2 separate regions of the Mus musculus genome follow, and region 2 is linked to region 1. Evidence: chromatin loops called from intact Hi-C (ENCODE). Cell type or tissue: heart. All regions are shown on one strand. Each heading gives the region's core, and the rest is flanking DNA. Links, peaks and the distances in the headings are about the cores only. Region 1 overlaps Pgs1 (phosphatidylglycerophosphate synthase 1). Region 2 overlaps Gm11725 (a long non-coding RNA gene).

Region 1 (8,324 bases), core at 325-8,324:
AACATGAGGACAGCATGTGTAGAGTGTCCATACAAATGTCCCCACAGCTGGCTTCCCCATTGTGACAGTTCCCACATGCCTTGTGTCTTAGGGTTTCTGTTCCTGCACAAACATCATAATCAAGAAGCAAGTTGATTCAAGAGGAAAGGGTTTATTCAGCTTACACTTCCACATGGCTGTTCATCACCAAAGGAAGTCAGGACTGGAACTCAAATAGGTCAGGAAGCAGGAGCTGATGCAGAGGCCATGGAGGGATGCTGCTTACTGGCTTGCTTCCCCTGGCTTGCTCAGCCTACTCTCTTATAGAACCCAGGACCTCCAGCCCAGTAGGCCCTCTCACCTTGATCACTAATTGAGAAAATGCTTTACAGCTGGATCTCATGGAGGCATTTCCTCGAGGGAGGCTCCTTTCTCTGTGATAACTCCAGCTTGTGTCAAGTTGACACACAAAACCAGCCAGTACACCATGAATACTGCTGTCCGGTTTTATGGGCTGTGGTCCGTGGAGGAGCCAGCTCTGGTCTGGGGGAGGGGCTGGTTTGCAGAAGTCTCCACAGACCCAGCTCCACAAACCTAATATGATTGGAGACAAACATGTATATGTTAGTTTTCTTTTATTACCATCCCTTCTGTACACACACACACACACACACACACACACACACACACACACTTACGTACGCGCGCACGCACGCACACACTCACACACACTGGTGCCACAACATGGTGTGGACAAGTTAAAGGAGTCACTTCTCTCCTACCGTAGGAATTGTCAGGCTTGGAGGCAGTGCCTTTACCAATCAGTCTGCATGTATCTTTTAAAACTTGGTTTTAAAGGTAAAAGTTTAAACATTGCTTGGGACAGAAGAAACTGTGTCTTCATGGGACTCACTTGGATCACTCTGTCTTCATTCCGACTCTCAGCCTTCCACTCCTGTATGTACCAAGTCCAAGGAGCCAACCACTGTGGATGGGAAATGCGTAAGGAGGTTTGCTCTGACTTGGATATGCTCAGGCTTTGTCTTGTTTCTCTGAAGAGTGCAGTAGAACGTCATACGATACATGACATTGATGATATTACATCTTATACTTACAGTTGTGTTAGATATTTTAAATAACATGGTGTTGAAAAGTCTTGAGACCTGGCTGGAGATCAGAGTCTATCCAGCTCTTGTTGAGGACCCAGCGCCCATTGGGAGGCTCACAACTGCCTGTAACTTCAGCTCCAGGGAATATGATGCCCTCTTCTGGCCTCTGTGGGAACTGCATGTATACACTCATCTATTTGCAGATACACATAAAATGTCTATGTGAGAGGCAGGCCGGGTGGTTCAGGGCTGCAATCTCAGCAGCTCTGGAAGCTGACACAGAAGGACTGTAAGTTCAAGGTTAGCCTAGGTAATTTAGTAAGATCCTATCTTAGAGTTTTTTAAAAAGTGGGCAACTGGAGCTGTAGCTGGGTGGTGGAGCACCCTGCTCACCTAGCAGGCACGAGGCTCTAGGCCCAATTGCCAACGCTGAAACGGGATAAAAGCGTGCCTGTGTGAGCATGTACACGCCGCTGTTGGATTCAGGGCTTGAGTGTCTGAAGGGTTTGATGTCTGGCGGTCATGTGTTCTCTGGGACCAGCTATATGTTTATGTTGTGTGTCTCATGTCTGGTTTCTGTGGTGTCTGGTGGGCATGCGTTCAGCTGTATGTTGTGTGTCTATGTCTGGTTTCTGTTACTTTTCTTTACTTTCCTCTTAACGTCAGTCCTGACACTGGTGTGTCATCTGGGTTAATTTATAAGTGAATACTGGATATTTAGGTGGTTTCCAGCCTTTCTCCACTGTAAATGTGGCTGCACAAGTGTCTGTAAAGATCTTACTGTGGGGGTGAGATCATAGTTGCTTTCTTGGGACAACCTCTGGCGAGTGTCACTTCCCTTCAGCAGTGGTGGCTGATACTGCACAGTGACCTGCAGTTGGTGGAAGGGAACCTGCCATGTGTTAGACATTTCTTTTCTATGTTACACATGATGAGCTAGGAATACTGCTACTACTGATTGACACCTACCCCAGACCCCTGTTTCTTATCTTACTTAACTCACACTAATTTATTTCACGAGGGGTAAACATCTAAAATAGTTTTCCCACCAGCTCTAACTGTTGAGCTAAATCAGCGATATACAGAGGCAGAGCCTCTTGGCTGGGGTCCTCAGGAGGCTGTGTGGCTGGCGCCTCTGGCCGGTCTTGTGGACAGACAGCTAGCTCTGCTGTACCAGGTGTCTAGGAACCACAGAGTGACCCACATCTAGTGCCTGACTGTCCTTTCTCTCCTCAGGAGCAAGAGCAGCTCTACCTGCGGTCTGGTGTGGTGACCTCCGCAACCTTTGAGCAGCCAGGGCGGCAGGTCAAGCTGTGGGTGAAGATGGTGACCCCGCTAATCAAGAACTTCTTCTGAGAACAGGCAGGTGCTGGGAATTCAAAGTAGGCCAGGAGTGTCCTGACGGGATCCTTGAGGGAGCGTGCAGCCTTGTCTGTCTGTCCACTGCTCCCTTTATTTGATACAGCAATATTGAGTGGTTTTGGATGGCAGTTTTAAAGTAAGCGCTGGACTTTGCTCCTCCCTCCTCCCGTCCTGGGCTGGGACCACCTGTGGTGAGGCCAGCTTCACCTATCTCCTCCTGCTCTCCCTGCACAGGGTTCTGGGGCAAGGGCCATAGCGGGGCTTCTTCCATTCCCTGCTCTAGGCAGTGTGGTGTGGCCCTGTGACAGACAGTGCTTAAAGATGGAGGAGCTGTTCTAGAGAGCTAAGCTTGCGTGTGGTGTGTGCTCGGGCACACAGGTGATGGGATGGGACAAAGCATGACAGACAGCCTGTCTTCCCTGATCCGCAGCAGGTTACTGTGATAGCAGGGAGGCAGCTTGATGCTCCCATTGCTCATGTAGTAGCCTGGGCAGTAGGGGATGTGGTTGGACAGGTGGGAGCATGGCCTTACTTGAGCTGCTTTGCTGTGCAGAGCTGGCTACCATGCGCAAGCCATGGGCTCTCAGGACCCGATGCATCCTGGAGGGTAGAGGGGTTTGCCTGGGGACCTTTGCTTCTCTGCTCCTGCCTTTCTTTCTCATGCCTTCATTTTTACTGTATTTACTTGGAGACAAGGTCTCGTTAGCCCTGGCTGGCATGGAGCTCACAGAAATTTACCTGTCTCTGCCTCTCAAGTGCTAGGATTAAAGGCATGGACCACCAGGCCTAGCAATACTTCCATTTAAAATAAAAAAATCTTTTATCAGTCAGGGACAGTGATTATACATCACGACACTCAGGAGGCAGAGGCAGGAGGATGTCTGTGAATTCAAGGCCAGTGTGGTCTCCAGTATGAGTTCTAACACAGCCAGGACTATACAGAGAAACCCTGTCTGGAAAAACAAAATAACCTTTAATCACTATTTTAGTTATTTTTCAGTCATTCTTAAATATTATACGAAAGTAGAATGAGATGTACCTGAGGGCCAGCCTCCCTCCAGCAGCCACTCTGCCAGGCTGGTGACACATGTCCATATGTCTCTAAACCCAGTGCCTACCGTTTCCATCACACTCTATACAGATGAATTCCTAACCAGACAATGTGCGTAAGCCTGGAGAAATAAGACTGGGCTGGCCTCAAGTTCATGGCAATCCTCCTGCCTCGATCCCTCAAGTGTTAGGACCACTTGCATGTACCACTGAACCCGGCTCATTGTAGTGTTCTTGGTTTGACATGAGATCTGAAGTTACTATTGCTGTTGCTTTTTGGGGGTGGGGGATGGTTTCGAGACAGGGTTTCTCTGTGTAGCCCTGGCTGTCCTGGAACTCACTCTGTAGACCAGGCTGGCCTCGAACTCAGAGATCTGCCTGCCTCTGCCTCCCGAGTGCTGGGGTTAAAGGCGTGCACTACCACCATCTAGTTAGGTTCCAGCTTATGATAGATAAGCCGGTTCAAATGTTGTGTCCCTCCTCACAGCAGGTCCCCTCCAGTGCACTTTGAGAAGCCTGCTCTCTTGTCCATTCCTCTCCAGGGTGTCTGGGAGGCTGGAAACTTGAGTTTCGCTACAGCACAGCCTGCTGTGCAGGGAACAACCATAGGGACCCCACAGCAGTGATGCTGCCTCTGTTGAGATCAACAAGCTGTGGCTGGCTGGCCTTGCCACCAGTGACTGGCTGTAGCAGGGGGCCCTGCAGAGTCAGAAACACCCAGACATAGCCAGGACGGCTGCTGCTTGGAGTTACAAGGTGGGGCAGTGCTGTCCTGGGCAGCAGCGCTCAGCATTGTGTGCGACCCAGGCATAACTGATACCAGCACAGGAACTGCAGGGGGCTGGGCGTATAGGGCACTGGCATTCGAATGAGCAGCACTGGGCAGAGTGACCCTCCTCTGCTCTGTGCCCCTGGTGACTCTCAGGCCTTTTGGGACTCCTCCTCTCTGCAGTCCGGGCTCTTTAGTCTGAATCCAGCACTTTGTTCCAGATACCTGCAGGTAGCTTGGCCTTTGGAAAGTTTGGAGATAATTTTGTCAACTCACAATTTGTATGTGTGGAATAAATTACTGCTTTATTTTAGGCTTCAAAGGCAAAATTAGAAAAATTCACTTTGTGTTATTACCAAGGATTGGAACAAGTTGCCTGGAGCCTGCTGGCTGTGCCACATGAGGGAGCTACAGTGACCCCTCCTGGCCAGCAGAGGCAGTGCACAGCAGCTAGGGTTCCCCAAGGAGGTTAGAGTCCCTCTGTCCCTGGTTGGGGCTCAGATACCAGGGCCTCTTCCCTTAGGTGACTGTCCTTCAGGCGCCTGGTCCCAGATCAGACAGGCTGGGGTGGGGCAGTGCCCAAGGAGCTGAGCTTTGCTTTGCAACTTTGAAGGCTTAGAAACCCAGAAAGTGATATCCTGCCCTACAGGGAGCCCCCCCCCCCCCTTACTGGAGCTAGAGGCTTTGCTGGCTGTTTCCCATCACCCCTGGTGTCCTCTTGCCTATCTCCCAATGTCCTGCCGCCTGTTTGTAGCCTGGGTGCCTTGCTGTGTGTTAGCTTGGCATCAGTACTGTCTGTCTCTGAGGCTTGGCTTTTTTCTCTTTCCTGCTGATGGTTCTGATAGATTCAGTCAGTCAGCGGGGCCTCAGCCCACCTGTCTGCCCATCATCACTAGGGGCGGGTACCTACTGAAGAGGGAGGGCTGTTGAAAGGGGTTGCAGTCTGCTGTGTCTCCGAGGGGTGTCTGTGCATGCCTGTGTGCATGTTAGGTGGAGAACCAAGGTCCACACAGCCACCCCACAGCTGGGTCTGGAGCATTTGCAGGGTGTGTGTGACTAGGTGGGGTGGGACCGGCACAAGTACGAGGTGGGGAGGGCCCTAGTCTGTACTGCTGCTGCCCTACTGCAGGCAGGAGAAACCCGGGACCCCAGAGCACAGCATGTGGTGACAGCTCCTGCTGTCCTTACTCTGTGGGAAGGGTGGCTGCATGGCACCTGTCTGTCACGGCTGGCTTTTTCAGTTCTGGGACAGCAGTTGGGAAGGCAGGCATGGGGATTACTGCAGGCTCTTGTTTATTCTTGAGCTCAGTGTAGATGCTGCTGTGTGCAGGGAGCACCTGATGCCCTGGCTGTGGCACTTTGTGTGCTGTACCCTGACCCCACCTCCTGCTTGCGCGAGCCAAGTTCCTGGGCTCCTGAAAGTCAGATTCAGGGTTTGTTTCCCAGGATGCTGGCTCCTTAGCTGCTGGGAATCAGGCTTCACTGCTGTGTGTGGCATTGGGAACTGAGTGCATCAGACGGGCACAATGATTGCAAGCATTTTAATCTGTACACATACACCCCGCCCCTGACACCCCCACGCCTGCTCCATAGCCCAGGAGCACTGGGTTTGTAAGAAGTCAAAAGTGGTAAAATGTGTCTGTTTTCTGGTTAGAACCAGGCAGGATCGGTACCGGCCTAGTCACACTGTAGGTAGGGCTACACCTGCAGGAGCAGCGCCACAGCTGCCAGGATCCACTTGGCTGCCTTCTCTTTGGTCTTCAGGTTAAAAGTCCAGACATAGGTGGGTCCTCGGATACGCGTCTTGTATACGGGGCATTCATAGATGTTCTTGGTCTCCATTCGGTCCACAGGAATGGCCTTGATGAAGATGACGGGCATGACTGGGGTCAGATCCTTCAACCGGGCTTCAGCAATGACTCCGGTCTGGGTGTCCCAGCGAGCTCCTGTGGGGACAATGGAGCTGAGGGTCTGGGTGCCCTAGGGGAGGCAGAACCCACTGTTTGGATGCTGACCGTGAAAAAGGGAGGCACGGTAGGGAGAGAGGCCTGGCCTCCAACCTCCCCACTCTTTTCAGAGACAGGCCAGTGACTGGGAGCCATGAAGCGTTCAGGCCAGGTGCCAGGGTCTGAGAGTGCCAAACATGGAGGAGTGTGAACCAAGGACTCCGAGGTGACTCTGCATGCCGTAATGGCTCTGAGGCTGCATCTTCTCAGAGCTTCATCTCAGCCTTCTCAATGTCAGTGGCAGAGAAAACTGACCGCAGCTCAGATCCCAGCAATGTTCCTTCCTGATCCCTCCTGTGTAATGTCTACTCTCTGTGTACATAGGGAATAAGTTATATATAGATGCACATATAAACACTATCTGCCCTTAGCCAGACTGCTGTTGTCTCTTATCCTAGCCAATGGTGTTTGTGTCCTGCGTGGCATTGGAATCACAATAAACATGGAGAATGGCTGTTGTGTTGCTCAAGTGATGTGGGTGCGTGACCCTTGGGTGGCCTGGTCCTGACACAGCATTGATGGAACTGTGATTCCAAGAAAACAGCCTTCTGGCTGCAGAGTAGATTCTAATGGGTGCCCTAGTGATCTCCCTCCTGCTGTCCTGGCTTGGTGGGTGGCCTGGACAGTCTTCCTCCTTGAAGCCTTTACTTAGGGGAACCTCAGTAGGAATGCTGGCAGAGGTGACCCCCCCACCACTAGCTGGGGATCAGCCCACATGCCCTGAGCCCCAGACTCAGCAAAGCTCCAGTTTGAGGTTAGAGGCCGCATTCCTCATCACGACTGAGTGGTTTAAGTTTTCTGCACACAGATGCTCCTGTCTGGGCTAGAGCTGGCTGGAATGAGTGTTGTCTCTATTTCTGAGATGGGATCTTCCTACTGCCCATGAAATCCTAGCAATCCTCCAGGCCTCCACACCTCAGTCCCCTCTAGGGCTCAGTGTGGCTCCAAGCCCACCCCTGCCCGGGACTGTGCCCGCCCTGTCTCATTTACAGCTGAGTGGACGTGATTCTGGAGGCTTCTTGGACAGACAAGTTACCTTCCATGAAGAGCCCGTACACGTAGGAGCCCTCTCGGGGAGGAGCGGTCATGTCCTCCCGATTCTTCTTGGTCACTTCCACAGACAGACACATCTTATCCAGGGGCCACTCATTTTTCCTGGCCATGGACTGCATAATAGCAGTGAGAAAGGACTGTGGGTTGAAGAAGCCAGCTAGCCACACAGTGGTGGGCAGGGCGAAGTCTGTGGTCCAGGATTCAAGCTCCTGGAAGAAAACGTGAGCTGCTGAGGGGAGCCTGGCCCAGAAGCCGCTCGTGCTCCTGTCTTTGCTGTATAGAGAAGGGACTCCCAGGGGCTCCCCTGGGCTTTCTGTGCTCACTTGTCTGATGCCTTCTCTCTCCTTGGGAAGTCACGCCTGCCTGCCTGATCAGACATCAGGGGCTGGGGGCTGGGCCCGGCCTTCCCACCCGCTTCAGCAGTGGTGGTTGGTAGGGACCCTGGGGCCATGGCACGTAGGCTGCTGGAGGTTCCAGGGTCCCGTGACTTACCCTGATACGTTGCAGCAGATCGGCATACCAAGCTGCCAGGCCCATCATGGAGGGGTAGGCCCGGGCCACCCAGGTGTCAGGCACAGTGTCATAGAACAGAGCAGTGGACAAGTCTTCCATGTCGGTTGTGATGGTCAGCTCACCCTAAGGGACACAGTCACATTTTGGAGGATGGGTGTGGTTAGCATGGGGGAGAGCCCACCTCCCAAGACCACGGACAAGCAGTAGCTAACCTCTGTGGCCTGTACTGGAGGTCACAGGACTGGAGACCAGGGAGGGAAGGGCTCTGATAAGGGTCAGCCAGTCACATACCAGTCTCCAAAAGCCAGACTGGAGACCTGTGTGGCAGGCCCTCTGCAGACCAGCCTATTGCCCATGCCCATGCCCATGCCCGTGCCAGGCACTGCAGCTTTACCTTCAGTCCCAGGTTCAGCTCCTTCAGTGAGCGCCGCATCTCATTGGTGAGGATGTTCATCCTCTCACATTCTTGAAAGGCGACCACCA
Region 2 (8,324 bases), core at 209-8,208, 110 kb before region 1:
AACAAAACAAAGAGAAAAAAGGTTTGTAACCTAAGTATATCTGCAAAGAGTTTTTTTGTCAAATAAGATTTTACCTTCAGCCGGGTGTGGTGGCGCATGCCTTTAATCCCAGCACTCGGGAGGCAGAGGCAGGCTGATTTCTGAGTTCGAGGCCAGCCTGGTCTACAAAGTGAGCTCCAGGACAGCCAGGGCTATACAGAGAAACCCTGTCTCGAAAAAACAAAAAAACAAAAAAAAAAAAAAAAGATTTTACCTTCACTGTTCAAGGTAACAAATCTTTTTTATTTGTTTGTTTTTTCGAGACAGGGTTTCTCTGTATAGCCCTGGCTGTCCTGATAACAAATCAGTTCAACCCACTGTAATGCTACCGCTGCTGCCACCACTACTGCCGCCACCACCATCACTACCACCATCATCACCATCATCACCATCACCACCATCATCACCAGGCAGGTAAAATAAAGATGGAGAAGCTGAGAAGTAGGAGCTCTAAGAGACACACATGGACTGTGTATGCTCCCTCAGTTTGCCGTGGCATATTATGACAGAACACTAGCAGTCTGAGATCCACAGAGATGACTCTCACCACCTGGTCCCTGGCCTACAAGTTGTTGGACTAGAATGGCTGGTCCTACATACCACTTGAGATGGGCCTCCCCCCAAAAACGAGAGGACAGAGAGAGAGGTGGGCAGAGTGGGGACCCGAGTCAGGTCGCCTTGTAGAAAACCGGTTCATACAACCTGTGACAGATGCAGGGCTGAACAGGACACTTCTGGAAATTTCCATAGACAGAGAGCAGGCCGGTGGTTGTCAGGGCTGGGATGTGGGGTTGGAGAGTGGTAGATAAAGGTGTTTTTCTTTCTTCTTTCTAGGGTGACAAGAATGTTCTATCCTGGACTGCAGTGGTGGTTGCCCAACTCTGTAGACGCACAAGAAACCCTCAGACCATGCACGAGGGATTGTGAACCGGATCACAACAAAACCACAAACAACAGGAAAGGCAATAAGCAGGCTCTTGGGTCTGTCCTCAGTTTGGGGGGTCCAGCAGCCACTTCCTGGCAGAGCTGGTGACTGGGGAGACCTGACACAATCCCATGCCGCCTCTTCCTTGGGGGTCATTTGCGATGCCTCCCATCCTGAGGAGAAACGGGACGGGGGACAAGGGACTCTTGGGAGAGGCATGAGGCAACCTCGGGGCAGCAGCTGCCAGTCACACAAGGCTAGAGACTCTGGAGGACAGGAGGTAGCAACTTAACTCCGGAGGATGAGAAAGGACCTGGGGCTGGGCACAGCTGGCCATGGCCTCTTGGTAGGTCTGTCCTCTGACTCCACAGTATCTCTTTGGGCGTTCAGATCGAAAAGACCATCCTGGCTGGGCTTGCTCACAGAGTCGGGAAGGGTCAGGAGGCCCTCGCCTAAGCAGACAGTCTCTCCATAACACCTGCTGATCTTAGGAGAGGGGTTAGGGTATGGAGGCTGGGAAGACTAGGGAGGAGGGTTCTATCTACTCAGCCATTGATGGGAAAGTTTTCCCTGCTGGGTAGAGATTTTCTGGTGTGGCCCTTTGAGAGGGTCGAGGGCAACAATCACTCCTGTAATCAATCAATCAATCAATCACCCATGCTCCGTAAGAAAGTCTGATAAAGCCATTGGTTCCCCCGAGTGAATGTTAGAGGAATTGTGCCTGGATTTGTTGTTAGGAGGAAGGGTGGGCATTGTTTATGTCCCCCCCCAAACCCCAGAATAGAATTTTACTGACACTGATTATAGACAGAACTATGCCCCCCCCCCCACAGTTGAGGTTCTAACCAAGTGGGATGGTATTCAAAGACAAGAAGAAGGAAACCGGGTTTACACAAGGTCCTAAGAAGAGATCAGGGCTGGAAAGATGGCTCAGCGGGTAAGAGCACCCGACTGCTCTTCCGAAGGTCCTGAGTTCAAATCCCAGCAACCACATGGTGGCTCACAACCACCCGTAATGAGATCTGACTCCCTCTTCTGGAGTGTCTGAAGACAGCGACAGTGCACTTACATATAATAAATAAATAAATCTTTAAAAAAAAAAAAAAAAAAAGAAGAGATCAGAGCCCTCACAGACAGCAAGTACTGGGGTGTAGCACAGCTGTGAAGTGCTAGGTTAGACCATCACACTTCATACCCTGGACATGATAGTGTACACCTGTAATCCCAGCACATGCGAAGTCCAGGCAGGAGGAGTACAAGGCCAGCCTGGGCTACATGAGACCCTGTCTGAAAACACCAGCAACAAACAGCTGCAGTGTTCAAAAGGTTGGTGCAGTTGATTCATGAGTTTGAGGCCAGCCTGGGCTACATAGTGAGAGCTAATCTCAAAACAAACAAAAAGAGAGCTGGGATATGACAGTGACAGAGCGGTCACCTAGCATGTACGGGACACGGCTTCCGTCTCCAGAGTGGCCCTTTCCTCCCCAGTCCCTTCTGGTCAGTGTTCATCCCAGTGAGAAAAGCACAAAATAGGTAGGACCTGGGCTCAGCTCACGAGGATCCCATGGACTGGACGGGTCATTCAGACACCAGTGGTCAGGGAGTGTGGGGGCTACATGGGTGCACAGCTGCTGTGGCAGGGGCGGGGGTGACAGTGAGTGCCATCCAGACTTTGCTCAGAGCTGGCGAGGACAGGTGTGTCCTTTCCTGAATACATGGGGTTGGTGGAGGTCACCAGGGTCCGTGCCTGTTCCTTGCTTGCACTGTTGATCCTGGGGCTCCTCCTTCCCAATGCTGTATCCCTCTCAGAATCCCAGGTGTGTGTCATATAAACAGGGGTATCCTTGGCCCTCATAACTCAAGGTCCAGGCCCTGGGGCCCGGCTTGTATGCTCCTAGGTGGCAATGGATGTCACAGGAGCTGAGGAGGCTTTTGTGTATCAGCCTCACTCGCTGTCTGTATGAATGCAGGTGCCTAGGCTCCCCTCCAGACCAGCCCAAGCAGCGGGCTGCAAAGGGCCCTAGGAGTCTGTCCTTAAGAAGGGTTTGGCGTGGTGGCACATGAATTTAATCCCAACAGTCCGGAGGCAGGTACATCTCTGAGTTCAAGGCCAGCCTGGTTTGCAGAGTGAGTTCCAGGACAGCCAGGGCTGCACAGGGAAAACATGTCCTAAAAGGTTTTGGAGGCTGGGAGTTCAGCGGGCAGAATGCTTGCCTAGTGTGCATGGAGCCCTGGGTTCCACCCCTAGGATCACATAAATGTGGCAGCGGTGGCTTAAGCCTGAAATCCTGCCACCCAGGAAGTGGAAGTCGGGGGTGGGGTGGGGTCAGAAGTTCAAGGTCATTCTCAGCTATATAGGGGGTACAGGGGGACACAGGTGGCACAGGGAGACATAGGGGTGAGTGCAAGCAACAAAGGAAGAGGAAAGCAGGCCTGGGGTCAGGAGTGGTACACTGCCTGGAATCCCAGCACCAGGAGGTCGATGCCACAGTATTGCTATGAGTTTGAGGCTAGCCTGGTCTACATAGACTGTTCCAGGCTAACCTGTTCTACAGAGTGAATTCCGTGTCAGCCAAGTGGCTGGGGAGAGCAGAGAATGGAGGGCATACCTATTCTTTAAGCCCTTGAGGACTGCATGGAGTTCAAGGCTAAGCTGAGCTCTGTAGTGAGTTCTAGGCCAGGCAGGGTCACACAACAAGACATTGTCTCAAAACCCCAAAGAGGAAAAGTGTTTCAGAGTTCTCTAGAGTGGTCACTCACCTCCCACCCCCGCAGCCGACACGCCCACCCAAAGTACCTACCCATGCACCCCTTCCTCCACCCTCTTCTCTCTGTCTGTACTTCAAGGCTGTAGGCTGGTGGCGCACGCCTTTAATCCCAGCACTGGGGAGGCAGAGGCAGGCGGATTTCTGAGTTCGAGGCCAACCTGGTCTACAAGTGAATTCCTGGACAGCCAGGGCTATACAGAGAAACCCTGTGTGGGGGGGGGGGGAAGCTGTAGGTTTCCATGCCCCCCCTTTCTGCCATCTGTAAGAGCCTCGAACTGTGGGTGGTCTGTGCTGCAGGCCTGGAACCGCCCCCCGCCCCCATCCTCTCTCCCCCTCCCCCGCAGACAGCCGCGAACTGGCAGCTTCTCTTCTTGGAGCCTCTACTCTTGCTGCTGCATTGATCCAGGTCTGCTGCTCAAAGGATTGAAAAGACAAAGGCGAGTCTACAGGCGTCTCCACACACGGGCCAGAAGCTGAGAGCCTTAAGACCCTGCCACACCGCCCAGGGGAGAAAGAGCTGGATTCCAGCTGCTTCCCACTTCCTCCCCAGGGTGAGCTAGGGCCCAGGGGAGCAGCTTCGCACCGCTAGAGGGAGCCCTTTGCAGCGCAGTGGCCCTCAGCAAAGGCCGGAGCTGTAGGCTGTGTTTCCTTCCACTTGGAAGCGTGGATGTGGAAGGAAGATGGCCCCAGATCTATACTCACTGCTGGGTGGTTTGGCTTTCTTTAGGTGGAGGTAAGTCAGTGCAGGAGGTAACCCCAGGAGAGCAAACGGAGGCCCACAGTGAGACCATGGAGGGGGTTGGGGAGCACCACCCAGGCCATTTATGTGGCTGGGCTACTCTACGTGTTGCGTATGAGTCATGAGAAATAACTCAGTAGTAAATAGAGATAATAATATACAGATAAAGAAATGGGGCCCCAGAGAATGACTAGACAGAACCAGACTTCAAACTTGGGTAACAGGGAGTTGGGTCTTGGGTACCACAGTGTCAAGAAACCCTGCCTCTTAGGAAGGGGCAGTTCCTCAGACTGTCAGGTCTAATGGGCCGGCCCTTCAGGGAGGACCTGGCAGGTCTGCCTTTAGAGTCCAACTCCGCCACCTGCCATGTGAGTGCCAGGTGGCCACAGGGCCTTTGTGTGTATTGTGTATTTACACATGGTGGCCACAGGGCCTTTGTGTGTATTATGAGTTTACACATAGTGGCCACTGGGCCTTTGTGTGTATTATGAGTTTACACATGGTGGCCTCAGAGCTTTTGTGCATGTGTATTGTGAGTTTACACATGGCTATACAGTACTTTCTTTGTGCTTTTTCTTTACTTCAGGATGGGTTTCTGGTACTGGTGACCCAAGAATGCATGAGCCCATGAACACAGACACGCCTCATGTCCCGTTTAATGTTCTATCAAATTCTTACTTTTTTTTTTTTAAGGGTCCCACTGTTTGCACAGTCCACTCAGCCACACACACACACAGCAGTCCCGTGTGCTTCTGTCTTTTTTGTTTGTTTGTTTTTCAAGACAGGGTTTCTCTGTGTAGCCCTGGCTGTCCTGGAACTCACTCTGTAGCCCAGCATGCCTCGAACTCAGAAATCCGCCTGCCTCTGCCTCCCAAGTGCTGGGATTAAAGGCGTGTGCCACCATGTCCAGCCTGTCTTTTTCTCAGGCCCTGTAGCATCAGGCACAACTGGCTGCCTTCAGGGAGGAAGAAGCACAGACTTGGAGGCCGAGGGGACTGGCATTGCCCCTAGCATCCCGCCTTAGCCCTAAGCTGCCCCTCAGCAGGGGCACACATGGTGGTCCTCGTTCAGCCCCTGGGCTGGCCGCTCCCCTTACTCCATTCACAGTCACAAGAGTGGGGTTCTCCTCTCAGCATGCTCTTCAGGCCAGTCAGCCCAGGGTCTGCTGAGCACAGGGCCTCTCAACTAGAAGGACTCCCTGCAACCGGGGCTTGAGGCCTCCTAGCTGGGCTTTGGCTCGAACATGGGCAGAAGGCTACAGGCCTCTGAGCAGAAGTGACCTCCATCCCCGCCCCATCACCAGCTCACCCTGGCAGTAGCTGATGCCACCATCAAAGGGATAGCTCGGGTGGCATCTTTTATCCTGGGCCCCTACCCAGGGTGAACGGCCTCTGGGGCAGAGAGTGTTCTGGGAACAGGCAGTGTCCCAGCCAGCAGGGAAACTGAAGCCAGAGCCTAGCTGTGGCCCCTCGAGGTCCACTTGGGTCCACTGAAGCGTCCCTCAGACGAGGGCGTCGAAGCCAGTGATGGGCGGCTGCAGAAGGTACATGGGCGTGAGCCTCCTGCCTGCAGGCTGGCCAGGCTGGGCCCCCTTATCTAACGCAGTCTGGAGACAGCACGCCCAGGACTGTGGTTTGTCCAGATGAACTTCAAAGGGTCATGACTGCAGCGGCTGCCAGCTCGGCTTCCCTTGCTCAGACTCCTCCCTAATCCTCACGTGCTCCTCCACCACACTTAAGGGATACCTCACCTGGAACTTACCCACTTCCTGATGAGGCTTCTTCCTCCCAACATGAGCCTGGCCTGACACCATCAGAGGAACCTTTGTCCTGTGACTACGAATGTCTACTCTTTTTTTTTTTTTTTTTTTTTTTTTTTAAGATTGACTCAACAACAATAACAAAAGCCAAGGCTTAGTGCCTGTTCTCCAGTAGCCAGCAAACTCTGAGCTCTGAGCAGGGCAGACCAGGATGAGTTCCAGGACAGGCAGGGCTACACAGACAAGCCCTGTCTCAAAAGATCCAAAACAAACAAACAAACAAACAAACAAACAAACCCCCTAAGATTTATTTTTATGTGTGTGCTCACAGAAACCAGAAGAAGGTATCTGATGCCCTGGAGCTGGAGTTACAGGCAGGTGGGAGAGAGCTGCCTGATGGGGGAGCTGGTCACTGACCCAGGTGCTCTGCAGGAGCAGCAAGTGCTCTTTTTTTTTTTAAAGATTTGTTTATTATTATATCTAAGTACAATGTAGCAGTCTTCAGATGCAGCAGAAGAGGGCTTCAGATCTCATTATGGGTGGTTCTGAGCCACCATGTGGTTGCTGGGATTTGAACTCAGGACCTTTGGAAGAGCAGTTAGTGCTCTTAACTGATGAGCCATCTCTCCAGCCCAGCTTATGCCTTCATTTTTTAAATTACTTTATGTGTGTGGATGTTTTGCCTGGAAGCATGCATATGCATCACTTGCATGCAGTACCTGTACATGTCAGAAGAGGGCGCCAGATCCCCTGGGACTGAAGATAGAGATGGTTGTGAGCCACACTATGTGGGTGCTAAGAATTGAACCTAAGTCCTCTGGAGGCATAGCCAGCACTTCTAGCCACCAAGCCACCTCTCCAACCTTATTGCTCAACATAAGCCCTACAGATAGGGGCAATGTGGAAAGTAGAGCCTTCTCCCCTAACCTCCAGCCTCCAAGCTTCTATACCCACACAGGGCACCATGTGACTATTCTACCTTCCAGAGAGTTCTCCTGTGGCGAGGTACCCGAATATACTGTATTCGTTATTCTCTACCACTCCGACCAAAGACCCATTAGAAGCATCTTACAGGAAGAGGGGTCTGCTGGCTCACAGTTTGAGAGTTCAGTCAATCCTGTCAGGGACGGCAAGGTGGCTAAGATAGATCTTGTCTATGATCTTTGGGGAAGGGAGAGAAAGAAAACATTCTCACGTCACAACAGGATGGGAATAATCCAGTGTTGAGAGCCTGTTTCCTGTGGCCCACCCAGGCCTCTCTGACAAGGTGACCTTGGGGCAGAGCCTAAGAGAGCCATGCAGTAACCTGGTTCTTAATCGGCTTGCGCAAAATAGGATCATATGGGGAAAGGCGCCCTCAGCTGAGGGGCTGCCTACATCAGGCTGAGCATCTTCCTGAGGGCAACGCCACCCCTGGACAGGTGGGCCTGGGAGCTGTAATTCCTTACATAAGCAAGATGAACAAGTCATGGAGAGCAAGCCAATACACAGCACTCCTCCATGGCCTCTGCTTCTGTTCCTGCCTCTAGGTTCCTGTCTAGAGTTTCTGCCCTGGCTTCCCTTGGTGAAGGACTTCGAGACCAGAAAGATAAATAAATAAATAAATAAATAAACCCTCCCCCCACCAGTTGCTTTTGGTTAGAACGCCTATAACTACATCAATAGCAAGCAAACCAGGGCTCAGGGGTGGGGGGCAGTCAGGATTGGGGACACAGGGTTGGCTGCGAGCAGGGAGGGCTGGCAAGATGGTACTAAGCTGTTGATGCCATAGGGAGGGGAGCCAGCCTCTCTGAGTCTACCAAGGGCAGGAGAGATTAAGGCAGGCTCAGAACCCTGCTAGCAAGAGACTCCCGGCTATAGCCCATGGGTGGGCGGGGGGGGGCGGCATGGGGTTGTGTGATGGAGCCTTAGAAGCTGTCTGTACAGCAGTGTTTGACTGGGGCTATGAGTAACCTGCCTGCTCTGGTTTTGTTCCTGGGCTTCAAGGATGGTTACGTTTTGCCTCGGACCCTGGGACGTGGAGCCTCTCCCTGGGCTGGAATGAGCTGGGTGCTCAGGAAACCCCTTCCCTGCTCCTTATAGAATTCTGCGACA

The links. Hi-C counts contacts between places; a loop is a spot of excess contacts. Peaks named below come from ENCODE experiments on the same cell type or tissue, not always from the same donor. Only the 100,000 strongest peaks of a DNase experiment are listed, where the experiment ranks them.
Region 2: it touches region 1 in a loop (5-fold over the local background); 22 of 42 quality-filtered maps call a loop at or near these places.

Annotation. Positions count from the first base shown.
Region 1 is chr11:118,017,283-118,025,606 of GRCm38, forward strand. Pgs1 (phosphatidylglycerophosphate synthase 1) reads left to right here. Exons shown (of 10, transcript NM_133757.2): 9 at 2,325-2,450; 10 at 6,123-6,729. The coding sequence ends at 2,444. It overlaps Dnah17 (dynein, axonemal, heavy chain 17), which reads right to left. Exons shown (of 81, transcript NM_001167746.1): 78 at 8,236-8,324; 79 at 7,821-7,964; 80 at 7,312-7,537; 81 at 4,441-6,215. The coding sequence ends at 5,968. Among named protein-coding and RNA genes, the nearest start is that of Mir6933, 19 kb to the left of the region's middle. In heart, for the core only: CTCF peaks have their summits at 1,247 (motif pointing left) and 4,700 (motif pointing left); a DNase peak (open chromatin) is centred at 4,721.
Region 2 is chr11:117,908,570-117,916,893 of GRCm38, forward strand. It overlaps Gm11725 (a long non-coding RNA gene), which reads left to right. Exons shown (of 3, transcript XR_001780380.2): 3 at 874-1,940. Among named protein-coding and RNA genes, the nearest start is that of Tha1, 39 kb to the left of the region's middle. In heart, for the core only: CTCF peaks have their summits at 4,318 (motif pointing right) and 6,965 (motif pointing right); DNase peaks (open chromatin) are centred at 3,824, 4,322 and 5,631; H3K4me3 peaks cover 385 bases; H3K27ac peaks cover 2,227 bases.